Regions from separate parts of the Mus musculus genome. Here region 1 is linked to region 2. The links are chromatin loops, found by intact Hi-C in ENCODE. Cell type or tissue: left cerebral cortex. All regions are shown on one strand. Each heading gives the region's core, and the rest is flanking DNA. Links, peaks and the distances in the headings are about the cores only. Region 1 holds the start of Bdnf (brain derived neurotrophic factor). Region 2 has its middle 71 kb from the start of Gm39905.

Evidence for each region. Hi-C counts contacts between places; a loop is a spot of excess contacts. Peaks named below come from ENCODE experiments on the same cell type or tissue, not always from the same donor. Only the 100,000 strongest peaks of a DNase experiment are listed, where the experiment ranks them.
Region 1: a loop joins it to region 2, with 2.8 times the contacts of the local background. A loop is called at or near these places in 3 of 42 quality-filtered maps.

What each region holds. Positions count from the first base shown.
Region 1 is chr2:109,692,095-109,697,472 of GRCm38, forward strand. It overlaps Bdnf (brain derived neurotrophic factor), which reads left to right and starts at 1,469. Exons shown (of 2, transcript NM_001048142.1): 1 at 1,469-1,815. In left cerebral cortex, for the core only: CTCF peaks have their summits at 351 (motif pointing left) and 2,935 (motif pointing left); DNase peaks (open chromatin) are centred at 316, 1,595, 2,250 and 2,928; H3K4me3 peaks cover 3,122 bases; H3K27ac peaks cover 1,479 bases.
Region 2 is chr2:108,807,834-108,813,211 of GRCm38, forward strand. No RefSeq gene overlaps it. Among named protein-coding and RNA genes, the nearest start is that of Gm39905, 71 kb to the right of the region's middle. In left cerebral cortex, for the core only: no CTCF peak of the experiment used is centred there; DNase peaks (open chromatin) are centred at 2,926 and 4,733.

The DNA of each region.
Region 1 (5,378 bases), core at 170-5,169, 880 kb after region 2:
AGACCACTCTCTGCTCTAGAGGAAGGGGGCTTAGTGAGCTACCCACCCCTCACCCTAAATCCTGGTTAAGTATATATACATATATATATTGATGTGTTGTTGCTGCCTAGATAATGACAGGCTTGGCTTCTGTGTGCGTGAATTTGCTAGGACTGGAAGTGAAAACATCTACAAAGCATGCAATGCCCTGGAACGGAATTCTTCTAATAAAAGATGTATCATTTTAAATGCGCGGAATTCTGATTCTGGTAATTCGTGCACTAGAGTGTCTATTTCGAGGCAGAGGAGGTATCATATGACAGCTCACGTCAAGGCAGCGTGGAGCCCTCTCGTGGACTCCCACCCACTTTCCCATTCACCGAGGAGAGGACTGCTCTCGCTGCCGCTCCCCCCACCCACCCCCGGCGAGCTAGCATGAAATCTCCCAGCCTCTGCCTAGATCAAATGGAGCTTCTCGCTGAAGGCGTGCGAGTATTACCTCCGCCATGCAATTTCCACTATCAATAATTTAACTTCTTTGCTGCAGAACAGGAGTACATATCGGCCACCAAAGACTCGCCCCCTCCCCCTTTTAACTGAAGAGAAGGGGAAATATATAGTAAGAGTCTAGAACCTTGGGGACCGGTCTTCCCCAGAGCAGCTGCCTTGATGTTTACTTTGACAAGTAGTGACTGAAAAAGGTGGGTTTCTTTTCTTTCTCTTTCCTCACCCCCCCCCCCGCCCCCGTTTGGTCTGCTGGGAAGCATATGGCTTTAGTGAGGTCTGTTATTGCCTAGGCTTCCCGGCTAGAAGCAGTAACTTGGTGTAATGCTATCCGGGGTTATTCATTAATAAAAAATACTGTTATTATCTTGATTGAATTCTATTAGGCACACTCCGGAGAGGTCAGGGCGCAAACTCTGGTTAAGCCGATGTGTTTAAGGTAGCGGAGTAAACCATAACCCCGCACACTCTGTGTAGTTTCATTGTGTGTTCGCTTTTTCTAGCTTTGTGGTGCGGGAAGGTGCGGGAAGGTGTGTCTGGGGCCGGGGCCTGGGGGTGGGGGTGGATGCACGCCCTCTCCCACAGAACTTGGGTGCTGGGATGGAAAAGATGGGGAGAGTTGCAAACCAGGGGAGAAAGATTTGAACGTGTGAGACTCACACTCGCTTCCTCCTACTCTAGAGCACATTGCGGGGAGTAGGGTGCCTAGGAACCGGGATTCGACCACCCCTCCTAGCAAAGGGCACCCTGCGGAGACCGCAGAGGGCAGGCACAGAGCTTTGGGTTTAAGCAGCGAGCTCCGGGGAAATGGAGAGAAGCCAGTGCAAGGCGATCAGGGATACCCCGAGGGCTTCCGAGGGCTTCCGAGGGCTTCCGAGGGCTGAGCCCCCGCAAGGAAAAGGCGCGTCGTCCCCTTTAAGCAGCCACCCCAATGGGTATCGGTGGCGCGGCGGAGCAGGGAGGGGATAGGGGCGGCGCTGTCTGACCAATCGAAGCTCAACCGAAGAGCTAAATAATGTCTGACCCCAGTGCCTGGCTCTGGCTGAGCTCTGGGTGCCCGTCGCTGCTGCCGTGCCGGGGCGCACCCGCTGGCTGGCTGTCGCACGGTTCCCAGTGCGCCCGGGACTCCCGGGCTTGGAGAAGGAAACCGCCTGGGGCGGCGCGCCACCTCCGCCTGGGAGGCTTTGATGAGACCCGGTTCCTTCAACTGCCACCACTGCCTTGGGGCAGACGAGAAAGCGCACGGGGCCCAGGGCAGGGCGCAGGGACCAGAAGCGTGACAACAATGTGACTCCACTGCCGGGGATCCGAGAGCTTTGTGTGGACCCTGAGGTAGGCGACTGCGGGGCGTGGGGCTAAGTGCGAGAGCCAGAGGCGCGTGCGCCCGGGAAAGTTGGCTAGGGGACTGAGAAGTTGTGGGACTGCAGAACTCCGGCTTCACCTTCGTCCCGGGACAGCGGAGGGGCGGGCTTGCTCCTGGGGAGCGTTCTCCCGGGATCCCACGACTCTGAGGGACAGTGCGACCCCAGGAATCCCTTCAGTGTGAGAGAAAAAGCCAAGGGAAGAGGACGACTTGCGCCATGGGAGCTAAGCCTGCGTCCCGGGGATCCCCGAAGTCCTCCCGCAGACGAGGAAGGGTGGTGAGAGAGATATAGAGCGACAGCTGTTGGGGGCTCAGACGGATGGCACCGGGACAGGGCTGGGATGAGAGCCCTTACCACCGGCTTAGGCACTCTCCACGCAAATTTGGACCGGGGTGGTGTGTAGTCCGAGAATGGGTCTTGGCGCCTTCTGTCCTCATCTCTTTTCCTGGGTATCACAACAGGCTGTTCACTGTCACCTGCTCTCTAGGGAGTACTACCAAAGCTTACTTACAGGTCCAAGGTCAACGTTTAACTAGGAAAACTTGGGACCCTTCTTATCGCTGGGGCCTGAAAGGGTCTGCGGAACTCCAGGACAGCCTGTATCCGACCCTCTGTCCATCCTGCGCACCTCCCTTTGGGCATCCTCCTGAGGAAGTGAAAGTTTTGACTTTCATCCGGGAGTAGGTTGGGTGTTTATGGAGGATGAAGAGGCTAGTTTTGATTTCCAGGGATGCTGAAACAGGAAGAGCAATGGATAAGCGACCTAAGCGTAGAAAGAAATAGCTGAAGATGGGGGCTTTGTGCTTGATGACAAGGAAGAAGGGGAAATTGCTGCCGGGGGTGGGGGGGGGGTGGTGTTGTTCCCCCCGGGGCTGCTGAGGGCGGTGAGCCACAGGCTGTGAGTTTGAGTTTGAACTGGTGTTTTAGTGAAAACAATTCGTGAGTTGGGGGTGGAGCCTGGGCTAGGAAACTGGGGATGGGGACTTGGGGATGGGGGGAGCCGGAGGGAGAGAGGGAGGATCCAAGGAGGAGGGAGGGGAGGGCCAGGAGAGCTGAGCTAGGAAGGTAGAGGGTGCCCTCTTCTGGCCACACTGGCAAGAGTAGCTGCTGGGGCTCGTCGAATGGGGGCGGGGAAGTGTTTTAGGGGCAGTTTTGCTGGTCGTTATGGGGGTTGCGAGTAGAAACTTGTTGAGTGGCGTTTTGAAACAGCTTCCTGAAGATGTGCGGCTCGGTTCGGAATTTTGGCTTGTTGCATTTCTTTCCTTGAGTTGCCGGGGTGCTTTGAGATACCATTGACTAAGTGCTAGGATTTTCTTGATCTTACTTGAGGGTCTTCCCGGCATCCTAAAATATCCGTCTTCTCAGCGTCAACAACAGCCTTTTAGCCCCTCTCACAAGAATACAGGATGTTCTTGTCTGGAAGTATGTTTCTGCCTGTTTATTAATCCTTCTAGAACTTATCCTTTTTTTAAAAAGAAAGCGATGTATAATTAGGAACAGTAATTGTTATCTAATTGTATATGAAAGGCTAAATGACTCCCCCTTCCCAACAATTGGATCAACTTACTGAAAAATATACCCCTCTTTTAATTCTTCTCCAAAAATCGATTCTTTTATACATTAGTTATAAGGTCAAAAGCCATTTTGATCCTTCGATTGATTTTTGTTTTGTCTTGTTGCATTATTTATTTATTTATTTTATTTACGGGTTTGATTCCTCTAAGCATCCGGGCCCCTGTAAGTTTGAGACACTATTTTCAGGTCGGAGGTATCTGAGGTTAGAACAAGAGCGGTTCAAGCTGTTACACACAATAGGCTTAGTCAGGCGCAGAGGATGAAATAACATTAGGGAGCTTTAAAAATAATTACTGCAGTTCACTGATTTTTCATAAGGTTTGGAGGTTTTGGTTTGTTCTTCCTCCCCTCCTCCCCAAGGCAAGAGAGAGAGAGAGAGAGAGAGAGAGAGAGAGAGAGAGAGAGAGAGAGAGAGACTTGTTGAAACGTAATCTCTACTGGAATTTGAAATATGGTAGTTACCATTATTGGAATTCCAGAATCATAAAGTTGTTTTCTGTTCCTCTTCTATGTTATTTTGTAAAAATGGGATAAATATTGGTAAATATTAATAGTAAATACAACGACACAGAACACACGTTGTATAGAGAACTGTTTTACGTCATTAAAATTTTCCTGTTTATAAATGATTCAGGAAGAAAGAAATAATTCCCAGATAAACAAGACTGTTGTGCATGACGTAGACATCTTGAAGCATTAGACCATTGCAGACACACTTAGACATAACATTTTTTAAAACAGACTAACAGTAATTTTTCACATACTTCTAGAGTCTCTCACAGCCCATTCAGAGCTTAGTTTGTAGTTTGGAATCATGCTTGTTTTAGGGTGCTACTTAAGGTCATTTGAAAGGATTGCAAACCTTTATGCATCCAGAAATTAAATCATTTAGGAAATCTGGTTTAGGATGCCTTGAAAGTATGCACCCTTTTAACTGCATACAAGAGGAACCTAGAAAGTGATCATTTGCCTAAACTGCAGCCATGGTTGCTTAAATCTCCTAAAGGTCCCAAGAGAGAAAAGGAGCTGGGTTACTTCTAGTTCATCTTGACTCGCTGGGAGGGAGAAATCATATTAAATGTAAATGCAAATTTCTAAAATCCTAGCACAAAGTCTTGGATTTTCTTTTAAAGGGGGCACCATTAAAATATAAGCTGTTCCCAGCTTCCTGTAATGTTTTAAGAGTCCAATTCTTTTTAATAGTCCCAATAATCTCATTTCTTCCGAATATAAATAGCTCTGGGTTGTAGCTTGGCACACGGAGCAGGCTGAGCACGCCCACCTGATAGTATAGCAACCAGCTTGTTTTTATTCTTTTTTAGATTCATCTTTGAAGCCTTTAGTAAAATCCATCTCCCCCTTCCCCCCTTCTTTCCCCACACTCCACATACCCTATATGTTGTAAATTGTAGCACAGTTGGCAGATTTGGGTTCTATAGATGTTATCTTCTAATCACCAAGAGAATCTGAGATGCACGACATGGAAGGAAAGGTCACACACAAGTAGTTCATTAAGAATTTAAGGTGTAGGAATTTAGTCCCGGAGTAGAGCAAAGAGCAGTTGTGGATTTTCTGAATGAAAACAGAACACAGCAAGAGGAGGGCAGCTAAACCTTTGACTGTTATGGAAGACACACTCCTGCTGCAGCAGTTATAGTGTACTGATCTCCTGCTAATGGTTAAAACACCAGCCTGTGTTTCTCTCCTTGTGGGGACGGTTTCCGTTTGTGTGAGGGGGCTCTTTTGGTCCTGTGACAGTGAGTATCTCTTTTTAATGGGGTAATTGCTCACTTGTCTCAACTTGTTTTCAAACAATTGTTATGAAGCACTTCGTTTCCACTAATTGCAAAATTGCTGCTTAATTGAAGGACTCTCAGCCGCCTAGTGCAGCCATTCAGCCACTGGCAGGCTCTGTGAGCTCAAGCTGTGAATTGCATTTTAAAGAGGAATCAGAAG
Region 2 (5,378 bases), core at 62-5,061:
GAGAGGAGAGGAGAGGAGAGGAGAGGAGAGGAGAGGAGAGGAGAGGAGAGGAGAGGAGAGGAGAGGAGAGGAGAGGAGAGGAGAGGAGAGGAGAGGAGAGGAGAGGAGAAGAGAAGAGAAGAGAGGAGAGGAAGGGGAAGAAGGGAAGGAGGAAGAGAGATAGGAAGGAAGAAGAAGGCTCTGTTTAAAAGATTCACTAGTGTGAGATGGAATTTCAGGGTTGTTTTGATTTGCATTTCCATGATGATTAAGGATGTTGAACCTTTTTAGGTCCTTCTCAGCCATTCAGTATTCCTCAGTTGAGAATTCTTTGTTTAGCTCTGTACCCCATTTTTAATAGGGTTATTTGGTTTGCTGGAATCTAACTTCTTGAGTTCTTTATATATACTGGATATTAGCCCCCTATCAGATTTAGGATTGGTAAAGATCTTTTCCCAATCTGTTGGTTGCGTTTTGGTCTTATTGACAGTATCCTTTGCCTTAAAAGTGCTGCAATTTTATGAGGTCCCATTTGTAGATTCTTCATCTTACAGCACAAGCCATTGCTGTTCTGTTCAGGAATCTTTCCCCTTTGCCCATATGTTCCAGGCTTTTCCACACTTTCTCCTCTATAAGTTTCAGTGTCTTTGGTTTTTATGTGGAGTTCTTTGATCCACTTAGACTGAAGCTTTGTCCAAGGAGATAAGAATGGATCAATTCACATTCTTCTACATGCTAACCACCAGTTGACCCAGCACCATTTGTTGAAGGTGCTGTCTTCTTTTCACTGGATGGTTTTAGCTCCGTTGTCAAAGATCAAGTGACCATAAGTATGTGGATTCATTTCTTGGTCTTCAATTCTATTCCATTGATCTACCTGTCTGTCACTGTACCAGTACCATGTAGTTTTTATCACAATTGCTCTGTAGTACAGCTTGAGGTCAGGGATGGTGATTTCACCAGAGGTTCTTTGATTGTTGAGAATAGTTTTTGCTATTCTAGGTTTTATGTTATTCCAGATGAATTTGAAAATGACCCTTTCTAACTCTGTGAAGAATTTAGTTGGAAATTTGATGGGAATTGCAAGGAGCTACAGAGACAAAATTCAGAGCAAACTGAAGGAACAACCATACAGAGACTGCCCCACTTGGGAATCCATCCCATAAACAACCACCAAACCCAGATACCATGGCAGAGGCCAACAAGATCCTGCTGACAGGAGCCTGATATAGCTGCCTCCTGAGGGCCTTTGCCAGTGCCTGTCAAATACAGAAGTGGATACTCACAATCATCCATTAGATAGAGCACAAGGTCTCCAGTGAAAGAGCTGGAAAAAGTACCCAAGGAGCTAAAGGGGTCTGAAGCCCCTTAGGAGAAACATCAATATGAACCAACCAGTACCCCCAGAGCTCCTTGGAACTAAACCACCAATCAAAGAAAACACATGGTGGGGCATGTGGCTCTAGCTGTATATGTAGCTGAGCATGACCTAGTTGGTCATCAATGGGAGGAGAGGCCCTAGGTCCTGTGAAGGTTCTATGCCCCAGTATAGGGGAAGACCAGGACTTGTAATGGGAGTGGGTTGGGGAGCAGGGGAAGGGGGGAGGGGATAGGGGTTTTTGGAGGGGAAACTAAGAAAGGGATAACATTTGAAATGTAAATAAAGAAAATATCTAATAAAATACACACTAAATCTCTACAAAACCAGAAAATATTAAGAACTAAAAGCCACACAGGGAATTCTATGGAATAATCTAAATAAATATCATTCTAACACTTTGCTTGCCTTACCACAGTGATGCAGTTTCATTGTTTTCTAAATGTCAGCTGTCTTAGAAGAGCATTTGGCTGATGCTAAATTTATGATCAGATGCCCTAGTAATTCTCAATAGTGTAAACAGTCTACATCACCAAATAAGGACAAATCGAACCAACGTGCAGATCAGGTTTTCAGTTCATCAAGCATTTTAGCACTATCATGTTAAAATGTTTAATATTGCATTTTCTACTTCTTGCAGTTGTATGTGCAGGTTCTGTATACATGTTCATGTATGTGCAAGTACACATGGTTGTGTGGGTGTATATGTTCATTTGTGCGTACGTGAATAGAAGCCAGAGTACAATCTCAGAGGCCATTTCTGCAGCACTATCCACTGTTTTTGTTGTTGTTTTAAGGGTTTTTATTTGTTTTCTTCTTCTTCTTCTTCTTCTTCTTCTTCTTCTTCTTCTTCTTCTTCTTCTTCTTCTTCTTCTTCTTCTTCTTCTTCTTCTTCTTCTTCTTCTTCTTCTTCTTTTTTTAAGACAGGTTATCTCAATTCACCCAAAACTCACCAAGAAAGCTGCAGTGCCTGGTTAGAGAGACCCGAGCTGTTGCTGCCTTCTCATTGTTGTGATTGTGAGCACATATCATTGTGCTGTTTTGTTTTGTTTTATTTTGACCTTGTGCTCTTAGAACCATGCTTTACTGACTAACCTATCTCAGTCTTGTTTTATATAATTTTTAGTTAAAATGTTTTAATTGATCATACTAGTGGCAGCCACTGACATTTTCACAACATATATAAAGTATGCACTGGTCGAACTCAGCCTCCTTTATTCGTCCCACACAACTTTCGCCATACCTACTCCTCAACAGTCACGTCTGATGCTTGCTGCTTTCAGGTCTGAGGGAAAGCATGCAGTCCTTGGTTTTCTGTGTCTGGCTTATTTCATTTAACATAATGTTTCTCGTCTGTATTTTAATGTATTTTGAGATAGCATTTCATTCTTCTCTATGACTGAGTAATATTATGTTATATAGAGGTACAAAATGTTCTTTATCAGTTCATCATTTATGGCCACCTGGGTTGGGTCCATCTCTTAGGAGCTATGTCGATGCTGCAGTTATATATGGCCATGCATCTTGTTCACTCTGCTGGTTTCATTTCTTTAGATGTATACCCGAGTGATGAAATAGCTGCTTCATATGGCAGATCCATTTTTATCATAACTCTGTGAGGCAGTTTCCTGCATCCAATTTCTTTTAGGAACAAAGAAAGAAGGCTGAGAATTTTGAAGTAACAGATGAAGATGGACTATGTAATAAGGAGTAGTCATCACTCAGATCCAGTTTTCCTGGTGGAAGTCTTAGATCCTTTCTGCTACTTGTTCCTTTATCATCTCTAATTAAATACCAACAATGAATATTATTTTCTTATTAAATAAGGAAGATTTGGTTTGGAGCCAAATGGAAATTATTTATCAACAACTTTGGTCAACAGGGTGAGAAAAGTTCAGAAGAGAAAAAAATGACCCCAAGAACAATTTTTCAAAGTATGATCCTGACAATCCAAGAAATATAAGCAAGAGAATAAGCATCTTCCCAAGAATTGGTGCAAACAACTGCAAAGTCATACTCTGACACTGTAAAGTACATATCAAAGTATTCTCCAAATTTACCAGAGGGGGAAGTAAAGTTCCTTTCTACTTGAAGAGCTTCATCATTTCAAAAGTCTAAGTTTGGAGAGGAGTATTGGTGGATTGTTTTGTCTTGTTGGAGAGTGTTTAATCTTATGTTGCCCAGGCCCTGGAATTAACTGCTAAAAACATTCTAAATTAATTTGCAACAATTCTCCATCCTCCTGTCTTTTCCATCCAAATTCTGGGAACACAAGAGTGCACTTCCACACCAAATTGAGTAATTTACTCTATAGAGCATGATTGTATTATAATTTTTACATTTTCGTAGGACACCCTCAAGTATTCTCATATTAAATGAAAAAGGAAGGGACTTATAAATTCTATATTTCATATTAAACTTTCCAAAGAAATTCAAAAGACTTGCTCTTGGTCATCTCTGAACAGAATGATAAGTGTGGTCTGGCATAGTTAGGATTGGATTATCCCAAAAAATAAATTATCTTACTGACCTCAGGGACGTACATCCTAAAAAAAAAAAAAAATCCTCCATTATACGTAGAATTCTATTTTAAGAGTGTGTCATATGAGTGGTAGGTGTTTGACACAATGACTAAGGTCTGGAAAATATTTGGATATGAAATGGAGAAAATTAGGTTTTGATTTTAAATAATGTGACAGTCAGAATTACAAAAACTGACAGTAACTTTATAAAAATTTCATAGCTTCTAGAACATTTTCATCTTCCTAATCCTATTTGATTAGAGTTGCTATATTTCTCAAAAAGAAAACATGGTATTAAACTAAAATTCCAAAAAGTGTATCAAATTCTGGAACACTGTAATGTATGTACCCTTTTTAAAGCCCCAGGGAAAGCAAGTCAATTGAGAAAAAATGAAGAAAATGGATAGCTAACTTTGTTGAACAAGAAACACTGCCCCAATAAGTGTACAAGTCAGTTTTTACTTTACAAAAAGGGGGGAATAACAAAATAAAAAGATGAGTTAATTTTCAGTGAATTATTGAGAGAAAAACAGGATTCTGAAGGCATAGCCCCAAACTTGTACAGTGGATGCCAAAAAAAAAAAAAAAAAAAAATTAAAATCCTACTTTACCCTAATACAGCTAGTCAAGCCTCTGCCATTCATTTCTCTAGTAGAGATGGGCAAATGGTCTGTTCCAAATTCACAGCCCTTATCTTCTATTTTGCATGTTTCATAACAGCATTCTAGAAGAAGGAAGACCATCACCACTAACCAACATCTTTCATTCTGGTGTCATCTAAAAATACCTGCAGACAGTATTACCCTGCAATTACCTCACACTCCTGCCCATCAGCCATAGCCACCTCCTACCTCTGGCTCACTAATAGCACAGTCCTGTAGCACCTCCTACTCAGCCAAGCAACACTACTGTAAGCTGCTTTAGACACACTCATATCTATATATATAGTCTCATATATAAATATATATTCAGACATATACTCATGTGCATGCAAAAAAATGTTTTTACAAAAGAAAAGGAAGGAAAGCTCATTATATGAAAGTAGCTGCATTCTGGATAGTTAATGTGATATGTCACGGGGGAAGAAGTTCCTTTTCTGTATGGATCTCCGTAACATGTCCTAGATAGGGGAATCTAATATAATCAGACGTGGGGATTTTTTATTTTGATGACCTTTAAGCTTAAAGCAATTGGGCTTTCCTATTTTAGATCTACTGCATCAAACCTTATATTTCTCTCCTTTAGACACTGTAATGGAATATTATAACATACATATTTATTACAATATAATAATGTTTGTACTAAATTAGAACATTTTCTATTTTAAAGATATTCTACATGATACTATATGTAGCATTCAACAATTTTATCATACATTACTTTACTTTCTTTTTTTAATCATCATTATTTAGTAACTCCCTGAAGTCTTGTCGTGTCCTTTAAATACAGAAATGTTTAAGATAGACTGCAATCACAAGTAGGCACAGGGACAGAGAAAC